3 separate regions of the Homo sapiens genome follow, and regions 2 and 3 are each linked to region 1. The links are chromatin contacts, found by Hi-C or POLR2A ChIA-PET in ENCODE. All regions are on one chromosome and are shown on one strand. The core of a region is the stretch at or near the end of the contact, and the rest is flanking DNA. Distances in the headings are between cores, read along the strand shown. Region 1 overlaps RBMS3 (RNA binding motif single stranded interacting protein 3). Region 2 holds the start of RBMS3-AS1 (RBMS3 antisense RNA 1). Region 3 overlaps RBMS3 (RNA binding motif single stranded interacting protein 3).

Region 1 (3,482 bases), core at 505-3,004:
GTATCTACTTTTCTGCTCTTATCCACACCTGAGGGAAGGAGGAAACCGGAACTTGTTTTGCACCAAGTAATGGCTAAAGAACTGATGTTCTTCCCTTTTTTAGAGGATGGAATGGACTCCCATGGGACAAAAAAAGGTAGAATAGAGCTTAAATAGCAACTTGAGTATCACATCAAATATACAAATGAAAAAACAGAGAAACTAATACAGAACGTATTAAAACTCCCTCTATAAAAAAAATGTTTACCGGGCTGGGCGCTGCAGCTCGCGCCTGTAATGCCAGCACTTTGGGAGGTCGAGGCGGGCGGATCACGAGGTCAGGAGATGGAGACCATCCTGGCTAACATGGTGAAACCCCATCTCTACTAAAAATACAAAAAAAAATTAGCTGGGCGTGGTGGCGGGCGCCTGTAGTCCCAGCTACTCGGGAGGCTGAGGCAGGAGAATGGTGTGAACCCGGGAGGCGGAGCTTGCAGTGAGCCGAGATCGCGCCACTGCACTCCCGCCTGGGTGACAGAGCAAGACTCCGTCTCAAAACAAAACAAAACAAAACAAAGCAAAACAAAAAAATTGTTTACCGGAAACTGTTTTACCCCTGAAAAATATAAAACTTATACTTACACACATACACACATAGTAACAGGAAAATTAAAATCTAAAAAAAGAAACAATAAAACATGCAACATAAACCAAACAGAATTCTGTTTGTGTTCATCAATAAACATACTAAAGGGAAAAAATGTTATCCTTTTCTGTACACAAAGACCATCCTCTTTAGCTCAGTGTATGTGTCTGTGTGTGTGTGTGTGTGTGTGTGTGTGTGTGTGTGTACATAACAAACCTTACATTTTACCTGTTTGAATTTTGTGACATTCAAATTCTGGATAATATGCAATGTTAAAAAATTGGTTTCTGATGGCAAAATAAATAGAAGGGATCAATCATATGTGAAAAGTAAAATTATATCCAAGGACTTATAAGGAAAATTTTTATGTCTATCTATCAAACAATCAGAAAACTAACAAAACAATGCTTTCAGGGAAAAAAACTATTCATTCCATAACTCCCTAAATAAAATTCCATATACAGTTGAATAAGTCCACTAGAGGTTATTTTTTTACCACCACAGTTGGTTTTAATTGATTCCATAAATGATACAGCCATGTGGTAAAACTTCTTATCATATAGATAGGTACATAAAGAAATACACCTTTCCAGAACTGTGTGTTTTTGAAAATCCCACTTATTTTAAAACATTAAAGTCTGTTATAATATGACATTTTATGTTTTTCAGAGTGTCCACAAATAATAAAGACATCAAAAGTAAAAATTTAAATACAGTGACTCTTGTCTTCCTAAAAGTAGGGACTGTGTTTATTTTATTTTTGAATTTTAGTTGATAGGCCTCCCAGTACAACACCATAACTATTAAAATTACTGTTTAGGGTATTATTAATTATATCTCCTGAATGCATTGAGAAAATTCTTTGTAATGCAATAGTCAAAAGAGAAAATGAACTGTACTTATAACATATTGGTGTGAATAATTAATTGGTTTCTCACAAGAATATCCTCTGTGGCTTCTTTTGTTTATTATACTAGTCACACCTTTCCTGGACCAAGCAATTCTATTCTTAAAGAGCTACATAAATCTAGACAGGAAAAAAGATCCTAAATATATGATTGACACCAAAACCAGCAAGCCAGCAGCTCTGGGGATAGTCATTTTACAAAACTGCTTAGTCATTCCTGTCCAGCCCTGTAATGCCCAAGTGTCAGCTGCTGAGAAACCATATCATGAAAAGTTAATTTGGCTCTTAAAGATAACATGCTTTTAAAAAGTGATAAGAAAGAAAAGTTGAGCTGGGTTCAGACAGACTGTCTCTGTTCCCAAGTTCCGAAAATGCACTCCCAGAAATATTTTCTGTCGCCTTATCAGCAGCAACATTCCTTAGCAATCCTGATTAAATAAAATGTTTCTTCCTTCAAGGAGGTGGTGTGTTTGTGTGTGTGTGTGTCTGTGTCCCTATATATTTCTAGCCAGGAGTTAGCATGAGACTGGGTAGAAAGCCAGTGTTATAGGCATGTCTCCTTAAACTTCACACTTTCCTAAAGTTGTTTTTTCTCTTTGCCTTCATCTGAGTCCTCTCTTCCCTCCTCCCCTTTATTCCCCACTGCTATTGTTCAATTTGGCAGCACATTTATGGATGCAATCTTTATGAGACCTGCTATGTGAAATAAACTCACACTCTATTCTCGGCATCCTCCCTTCTCTTGTCTATCCCCCTTGGAAAATGTGATAACCTGTGTTTTTGAAAATACTACTGTCTTGTGTGTACATTTGCTTTGAAAATTGAGTCATTGAAAATGATCTTGAGCAAAGCAACTCACACCTGGGGAACACTGCAGTGAAGAGAAAGATCACATGGAGGCTATGAGGAACCAAACAAATGGTCTTGACATCTGCTGAAGTGTTATGTAGGAAGCCGGGTAGTAAAAAATGAAAGCAAAGCTTGATTTTTCACCCCACCATTCTGCCCCCGACACACTAAGAATAATCTTGACTGACCCAGTATCTATTTGCCTCTCTGAGAAAAGCAGTGAAGTTGAACTGGACATTATTATCCCACAGTAACAGTGATCCAAATACTTAAACACTTAGAATTGTACACTTTGCATAGGAAGAGTAATTCCTAGAGTATATCAGCTTTAAGGCAAATGGTGACACGTTTGCATTCTTAGAATGATAGAATATGCTAGTTTCTGCCAATCTATCTCCTTCTCTCTCTCTCTTTCCTACTTTGTGTATCCAAACCCTACTTGGACAGCCTTTTTGTGAATAGCACTGTTGCAGAGAAACATTAGCTGTTTTAATAGGACACAAAAATGAACCAGAATAGAAATGTTATAGAGTGGTACTCTGTGCCCTTCTGGCCCTTTCAGTTGCCAGGTGCAGCAGTTCGCTCCCCAAACCTACAATGGGAAAGGAATGCCACCCACTCCCTTGCTTTCCAGTTTCAACTCCTGCCTGTGGCAAAAACTGTAAGAAATCTTGGTACTCTTCCACTAAGTATAGACAGGATCCTTCCTAACACAGCACCCCAAGCAGCCAAAAATCATTATCAATGAATCAGAGCTTGTTTAAAAACTAGCATCTAGCCGGGCATGGTGGTTCATGCCTGTCATCCCCGCACTTTGGGAGGCCAAGGCCGGCGGATCATGAGGTCAGGAGACGGAGACCATCCTGGCCAACATGGTGAAACCCGTCTCTACTAAAACAAACAAACAAACAAAAAATTACCTGGACATGGTGGCGTGTGCCTGTAATCCCAGCTACTCAGGAGGCTGAGGCAAGAGAACCACTTGAACCAGGGAGTAGGAGGTTACAGTGAGCCAAGATGGCACCATTGCGCTCCAGCCTGGCATCAGAGCGAGACTCCGACTCAAAACAAACAAACAAACAAACATCTAATTGCCTTCCT
Region 2 (3,482 bases), core at 690-3,189, 250 kb before region 1:
CACAGCACCCTACAAGCATATACAATGTCCATTTGAAAATATATCCTACAAGGAAGGAGACTTCTTACAAATAAACACTGTAAATTGTAAATGTGTGAACATCAAATGTTTTTACTTTTTTACTAAAAAGGCTAAATTCAACTGTATATAATTTTTATGTCCATTCATGTCATTTTGTGCTTGTCTGAATAGATGGCATTAACATCTTCCTTTCTTCTGAGGTAATTTACCTGTGATGTGTCTAAAATATGTCACTTACATTTTCATTTTTTGAGGTAGAATGTATTGAAAATCATCTATATCCTCTTGCCCACTGTTCTAAATATAAACTTCTCTGACTGAAACATATGAACATTAGTGGAAATTCTCTAATTTTCTTGTTATTTGATAAGACTTGGTTTATGTCATTTATCTATTACTTATTAATACATACATAATTCTTAGTCACCCCAATACAATCTACCACTAAGAGGGATAATGCTGGCCCACATGGGTTTCTGAACTGGATCTCTTTGAAGGACATATTAAAATCTATCATTGATAATCTAAAAATCGAAATTACTATTTCCCATTTGTTTTCCTCCTAACCTTTTGACCTGTTTTCTATCTATCTATATTTTAGACACAAGACAGAATACCAAACTCTGTTAGAGCTGGTCAAATTTTTATGTCCATCCACAATTTTTTTTTAAAAATAAAAGTGTCAACTTTTAAATCAGATGTTAAGAAAAGTGGATGTCTAGAATATGTCTTTTGATTTATTATCATTGTTGGGGATAAAAGAAATTACAGACATTTTAAAAAACTTCCATCCATATGCAAAGTGTCATATGGTGAGTGAAGAATGGAGCTAAGTCATTTTATCCTTCCATTTCTCTTTCTCTACCCTGCTACTTTCCTTGCAGTAATTAACTTGGAGAAGGAAAAATATTTTTAAAAAACAAACTTAAAAAGCTTGAATTGGATGGAATCTTTGAGAGTATATAATTTCAATGTTTATTTAAAGATTGTGATAAAAGTAGAAACATATTTTATAACAACCCATTTAAATACTCAGTTATGATCAAATGATTATGTATCTGAATAAATTATTTCCCTAAACATTATTTTTCTCACTGGACAGATGCATGTAGATGGCCAGATCTCGGCACCCAAACTAATTACCCACTGCGCGTTTCCTAAAATGCTTTTGCTCAAACTAAGCAATTCTTCCTGGTATTATCGAAATTCAACTTCCTGACTATATCTGTGAAAAAGATCAGGCTATCACTCTGCCTTCTCTGTGGGCTCCTCCCCATTAATTTTCAGAGATAATAGAAATTGAGCCAAATATTTGGAAATGCTTGATATACAGGGCCAGCTTTGTTCACAAAGACATTTAGGCTTTTCAGTAGGAATCAATCAGAAAACATGTCTGTTATTTTAAAGGTCTGTAGCTTGTAAATATACACAATTGTGCATTTGTGTTGTTTGAATTTCTCGATGCTTCTGTGCATTGTCATTCATCAGGATGCCTCTTAAATGAGAAACATAAGATAAGCTTTTACTTAATTATAATTCAGAGACACATCACTTTTCTTTCTGCTGCCTGAATCTTTTTAACAAAACCATCTTTATTGTTTTCCTTTTTTAAAAAATACTTACTGGCCTTCATTTCAGGTATTTGTTGTGCCAGACCAGAAGTAAACACTTTAAGAAGAACAAGGGTTCTTCTTAAATCACCTAGGGATAAATTATAGAATAACCTCAGAGTTAAGATGGAAGTCCTGAAGCATTTTTTTTTTTCAACCAAAAAGTGGTACTTTGACAACATTCTAATGCTTAGCAGCTGCAAGACTTCGATTCTCTTCTTGAACTCAAGACAGGTTATCTTTTTAGAATATTTGCCCTTAGACATTCCAACATGCAGCTAAACTGTCACAATCCCAGAAACCCCTCAATTCTAAACAGCTTGCTCTAGCCACAAAAAGGATCATTCATGTAAATCAGAGATAAAAACCAAACTGCGTTTGGTAAGGATACTTTCTTCTCAATACCCTGGAGGTTGTCTCATTCCCCAGGGGTGTGTTTTTTTTAAAGGCAATATGCAGATGAGGTAGGTGAGCATGTGACAGAACAATCAAAATTCATGCATGATGAGAAGGATCGAATGCCTGCACTTGGAATTAATTTTGGAAGAATTGTCTGGTCTCTTTCAGAATCTTTTCATTGAAAGCAGTATTTGGGGACTCATTTGATTACAGATGTCATAGAGTGAGTGTTGCTTCTGTGTATAAACCAGAAACCTGACAATCAAAGGGAAAAGTAAGAAGGGATTTATCATTAATTGGAATTGTAAATAGCAACACTAGGCACAGAGTGGAAAATAATGTAAGGAGACCAGTTACTGCACATAAATGAACAGTTCTTTCTAAGCAGATCAGTTATTGCACATAAATAAAAAATAAAATAAGGATTCTTGGGGAAGGATATGTAAGAATCTAGAGTCTTGTTTGCATTCAATAAAAACATTCAGTGAAAACAATCCTACAAATTATTAAGAATACAAATTTTTTAATCTTAAGGGAATGGAAGAAATGTACAGTCAGGGAGTAAACTGGAAGTAACTAATAGGAACTCCTGGGAGAAATGAATTTTCTTAATGATACTTTGTCTGGGACAGACAACTTAGAGAGGTTTAGTGTTGGTTACCTACAGCAAAGGGGGAGTTTGCCAGCCACTTTGCTTATTTAAAACTACAGAATCTCTTTTGTATTGTATATGACATAAATAAATAAATACAAAAGAAGAAAAGAAAAGCCTTATGGTTAGCATGGCAAAGCCAGTATCCACAACCGTAACTTTGACTTATTAAATACACTGTCAAATCCACTCCAACTTAATATATTTAAGCCATAGGCTGAAGAGTGTTTGTGACAGATGTTGCCAACACATTAAGCATAATTTTGTTTACTTGAGATGTATAGGATGTGGTGTCTGACAGAGTTCACCTGGCAAGTGGCAAAGCAAGAAGAAACAGATTTTTCATTTTAGCATCTCTGGATGTCTGGCTTTGCTCAATGTTTGGGCTGCAAAGAAAAATATTGTACAATGCTATAATTCCACTAAAAAATACAATGACCAAACAGCTGATGGAAAGGTCTGGTCCTTTTTAGCCACTGCCTTTGCAAAACAAAGCTGCTCCCACTCAAGAGACAAAGGGTGGATCTGGTTGCCCTAGTTCTGAAATAAACAATTTTCAACAGTAATTTGGGTAAAGTTTCCAAAGATCATCATGTGTGGCGTAAATATATCTGACCTAAGGCCAGAAAAGCATCTGTGTTGTTAACCTTCTGCCAATGTTTGAAAGAAATTTGAAGTCTTTGAAAGTTCAATATTTTAATTTCCCAACTGAAATACAAAACCATTGGCAAATCAGGGAAAAGCATGTGTGGCTTCTCTACCATCTAGAGCACACATAGCTGTTTTAGCACCTATATTAA
Region 3 (3,482 bases), core at 458-2,957, 170 kb after region 1:
GCTTTCACCTAAGCCTTTTCCAAACTTAAGGTCGATTTGACCACTTCCTCATTCTTTCTAAGAGCATGTTATTTACAGCACTACTGCATAGTACTTAAGAGCATATATTTGGGAACTTCCTGGACTCTATCAGGCTCTGTGACTTTGGAAGCTGATTGATCTTGAACATAGTGGCTCATTACCCTCATCTGTGAAATGCTGGTAACGTTGACATCTACCTCGAAGGGCCTCTGTAGGATTAAATAAGACATCTGGAGTTATTAGAAGAAAATCTGACATGCATAAAGTACTCACTGACAGTTAGGTATTATTTTTAGCTATTATCCTCATATTATTATATATATGCCTATCATATATACATATATATGCCTATCATATATATATATGCCTATCGTATATATGCTTATATATATATGCCTATCATATATATATGCTTATCATATACACATATATATGCCTATCATATATATGTATGCCTATCATATATATATATATATATATATATATATATGTGCCTATCACACATATATATATGCACCTATCTCTCCTCCCCTTGAGCATTTGGGGATAAATCGCTTCCTTTTTCTTATCCTCAGTGTCAATCACAGTGTTTTTCCAAAAGTACATGTTTGACAAATGTTGGATCAAATCACATTAGATTGAGCAACTCGTATGTGTAAATCCCATTCAGTGCTAAATGTCAGGTTACTAAAGTTCATTTTAATATGTGTTGCAGATGTTAAATGAGAAAACTACTACCAATCCCCATCCAACCCAAATCATTCTTGTCAAGAAAGCTTTTGAGATAGAGGAGCGACTACCTCTAAGGAAGTCTGAGTAGCTTTAGGTTGCCAAACATGGTGAGAGAGCATTCTGCCACATAAATTCCCCAGAGACGAATATAGGGAAGTACTAAAAATTTTAGAAGAATGGAGAATTGTGTCATTGCTACATCCTTAACAATGTTTAATTCAGACAACAGTCCCTGATTTTTTAAAGTGTGTAATAATCCCTTCCTTACATACTCTATGTTTTACCAATCTATTATATGCTTCCTATTCTAGGCTACTTCACGTTTAAATATAAATCAGTGCCTTCAAACATGCCAGGCACTGTGTTAGGCACAAGGAATAGAAAGATTAATAAGATTCTCCAGCCTGGGTAGAGAAAGCAAGGGCAGAGAATGCTTTAGAGAGTTATGAATATGATTCTATTTCCCCAGGGCATGATTGTGTCAAAGGAAGTCAGGAGTGTTGAATTTTGAGACCACATCCAACATTTTATTCATCTCAGCTATGGAAAAGCTAGGCAAGAAGGAAAGTATAGAATGAAATTAGGAAAGGAAAAGAACACATTTTTATAAGCTTGACTGTGGCCCAACAATATTTTTTTTCAAATAGAAGGCAACAGAAATGGGCAAAATATGTGGTGTCTCGCAAAGACAAATTTTACAGGCACCCTGCATACTTCTCACAAACTCTGTGTCCTCCTCCCAAATGAAATTATTATATATATAGATCATTCTAAAAGAACTGAAGAATCCTGGCAGGGTAATTAATGAATGACAGATCAGTCACCCATGTGAAAAAATAAAATGTGGCAAGAAATTATGGCTTTGTCAAGAACTTTGAGGTTTTTAAACTGAAAGCAATTTGTACAGTGACTATTGTGACCATACAACTTCCTAATCTCAGTTCCCATAAAGTCTGGGTGGGGGCCAGTTGGAATGGTTCATCTCAGTTGCAGAGATATCGTTCACAGAGGAAATAAAAGGATTTTAAACACTGGAGTCATTTCCTTTGGTTCTCAGGTCTTTGGTTAGTGATATCTTCGGCTCAATTCCTGCAGCCTAGCTTAGAAAAATAACGAAATCTGTTCCCTGAAAGGTTTTCCAATCAAACAAGTACAGTTTTCAACTCAAAACATTTAAGTCCAATAAAAGATTTTCCTTTGCCAGAGGGTTCTAGGAAGACTAACACCTTTCTAAGGTTCAGACTGCTCTCTAACAAGTTACATAAAAATCCGCCACCAGTGTAAATGTCAAATGCGAAAGGATGTGTTCAGGAGAGAGACCTATATAATCAAATCTCTAGCTGCTCCTTTGGAACTGCTGCTGAGGGGTCTTGCTGAAAATAATAGGGCCCTTTTATGACACATAGCACAAATGGTAATAGCAAGTTACCTCTCAAGTGGAACCTAAGAACTCTGGAATGGTTACCTGAATGTGGTGAGAGCAGACAAGCAGCGCTTTCCAAATATATCCTTCAGCTAAGGACTTTTGGAACTGCTGCAAGATTATAAAGAAAGGATAGATTGTTGGAATTTTCCTCTGCTCATATATATGCATTCTAAATGCCAAGGTTGGAAGCCCAGTGCACACAGTATTGTTCACATGCCACAGAATTTGAAATATTAGACAGCCTTTGTCCCAGATTGATCTACAAGGAACAGGAAGTATTATGGCTGTACCACCGCCGCTTTTTGTTTGGTGTGGGTTATTTCGTTTTTATTTTCCCTGAAAAGTCCTTAGTAGTAATCCTCAAGTCTTTGGGTCAGTTTCTTGATGAAAAGAAAGTCATAAAGTAGGATGGATCAAATATCAAATGGAAAATATAAATAAATAGAATTATGTTTATATCCTGATATCAAATCTTAAAGTTTTAAGACTTTTTAAATTACTTATTCCAGATATATTTGTGAATACTTATAAATCTTAATTATTAAATTAAAGAAGGATTAATGCAACATTTATAATCTCTAGATAATAATTTAATTCTAACTAATGTCAGATGAATCAAAATTTGTTCATTGCACTTATCACATGCTGCAGCTAAATGATAAATTACTGTTTTTAAAACCTTTTTCAAATGCCTAAATCCAACATTTAGAAATCTTTGATATATTTATTTAGAATTAAATTAGTATAAAAATGACAGAGCAGTCCTCTGCTTGGTAAATAATCCTGACTAACTGATGAAAAATAAGGAAGACCACCTTTTCATTGTGCAGACTTTCCCATTTTTTCTTTCTCTTGACTCTTATTTTTAGTAAATCTGAATAAAGAGTCAGAAATGATAAGGAAAAGGAGGCTTTTACTAAATGTGTCAGAAACACCTAGTGTTTCTGAAACCAGAAAAGGGAAAAAATATTAGTACCATAACATAAGATTTTAATTGCATGCAAATTTAAACCAAATGTTACTGGGAACGCTTGCCTTTTACTTTCTAACTTCTTCTCTCCAGGGAATTCCAAACCCAGGAGCACAGTGTTAACAAAGTGGCTCTGAATATGAACAGAAATGAAATTTCTGTTTTCAGTTAGTCTTGTGATACATATGCTTTCATTTTTTTCCCAAGACACAATTGGATCCTTCAACTTTAAAGTCATAATGTGAAAATCCCATTTTTGTTATTATTCTTATAAATGGTGAAGTGGTTGAGTAATATTCTCCAAATAAAGGCAAAAGGGGTGTTATTCTTTAT

Evidence for each region. A loop is a pair of places that touch in the nucleus more often than their neighbours do. ChIA-PET counts read pairs that join two places held with the same protein, here RNA polymerase II (POLR2A). Pooled maps may share reads with other maps.
Region 2: a map with no recorded cell type shows a loop between it and region 1 (7-fold over the local background). The contact joins the promoter of RBMS3-AS1 here to the enhancer-like site in region 1. A Hi-C loop is called at or near these places in 1 of 168 maps with a recorded cell type or tissue (endothelial cell of umbilical vein), 3 of 37 single-sample maps with no recorded cell type and 9 of 50 pooled maps.
Region 3: a pooled map shows a loop between it and region 1 (2.7-fold over the local background). The contact joins two enhancer-like sites. A Hi-C loop is called at or near these places in 7 of 168 maps with a recorded cell type or tissue (Caco-2, Calu3, Right ventricle myocardium inferior and 4 more), 1 of 37 single-sample maps with no recorded cell type and 12 of 50 pooled maps. POLR2A ChIA-PET finds 5 or more read pairs at or near these places in 1 of 52 experiments (BJ).

The regions. Positions count from the first base shown.
Region 1 is chr3:29,682,128-29,685,609 of GRCh38, reverse strand. All of the region lies in intron 4 of RBMS3 (RNA binding motif single stranded interacting protein 3), which reads right to left. Among named protein-coding and RNA genes, the nearest start is that of RBMS3-AS2, 41 kb to the right of the region's middle. Within about 2 kb of position 1,754, at least 3 of the 41 ENCODE cell types and tissues checked have a DNase peak (open chromatin) inside an H3K27ac peak, as active enhancers do; they include endothelial cell of umbilical vein, where a contact is called at or near this core.
Region 2 is chr3:29,932,613-29,936,094 of GRCh38, reverse strand. It overlaps RBMS3-AS1 (RBMS3 antisense RNA 1), which reads left to right and starts at 1,939. Exons shown (of 3, transcript NR_046556.1): 1 at 1,939-2,253. RBMS3 (RNA binding motif single stranded interacting protein 3) reads right to left here. Exons shown (of 15, transcript NM_001003793.3): 11 at 1-9.
Region 3 is chr3:29,511,680-29,515,161 of GRCh38, reverse strand. All of the region lies in intron 3 of RBMS3 (RNA binding motif single stranded interacting protein 3), which reads right to left. Among named protein-coding and RNA genes, the nearest start is that of RBMS3-AS2, 130 kb to the left of the region's middle. Within about 2 kb of position 1,707, at least 7 of the 41 ENCODE cell types and tissues checked have a DNase peak (open chromatin) inside an H3K27ac peak, as active enhancers do.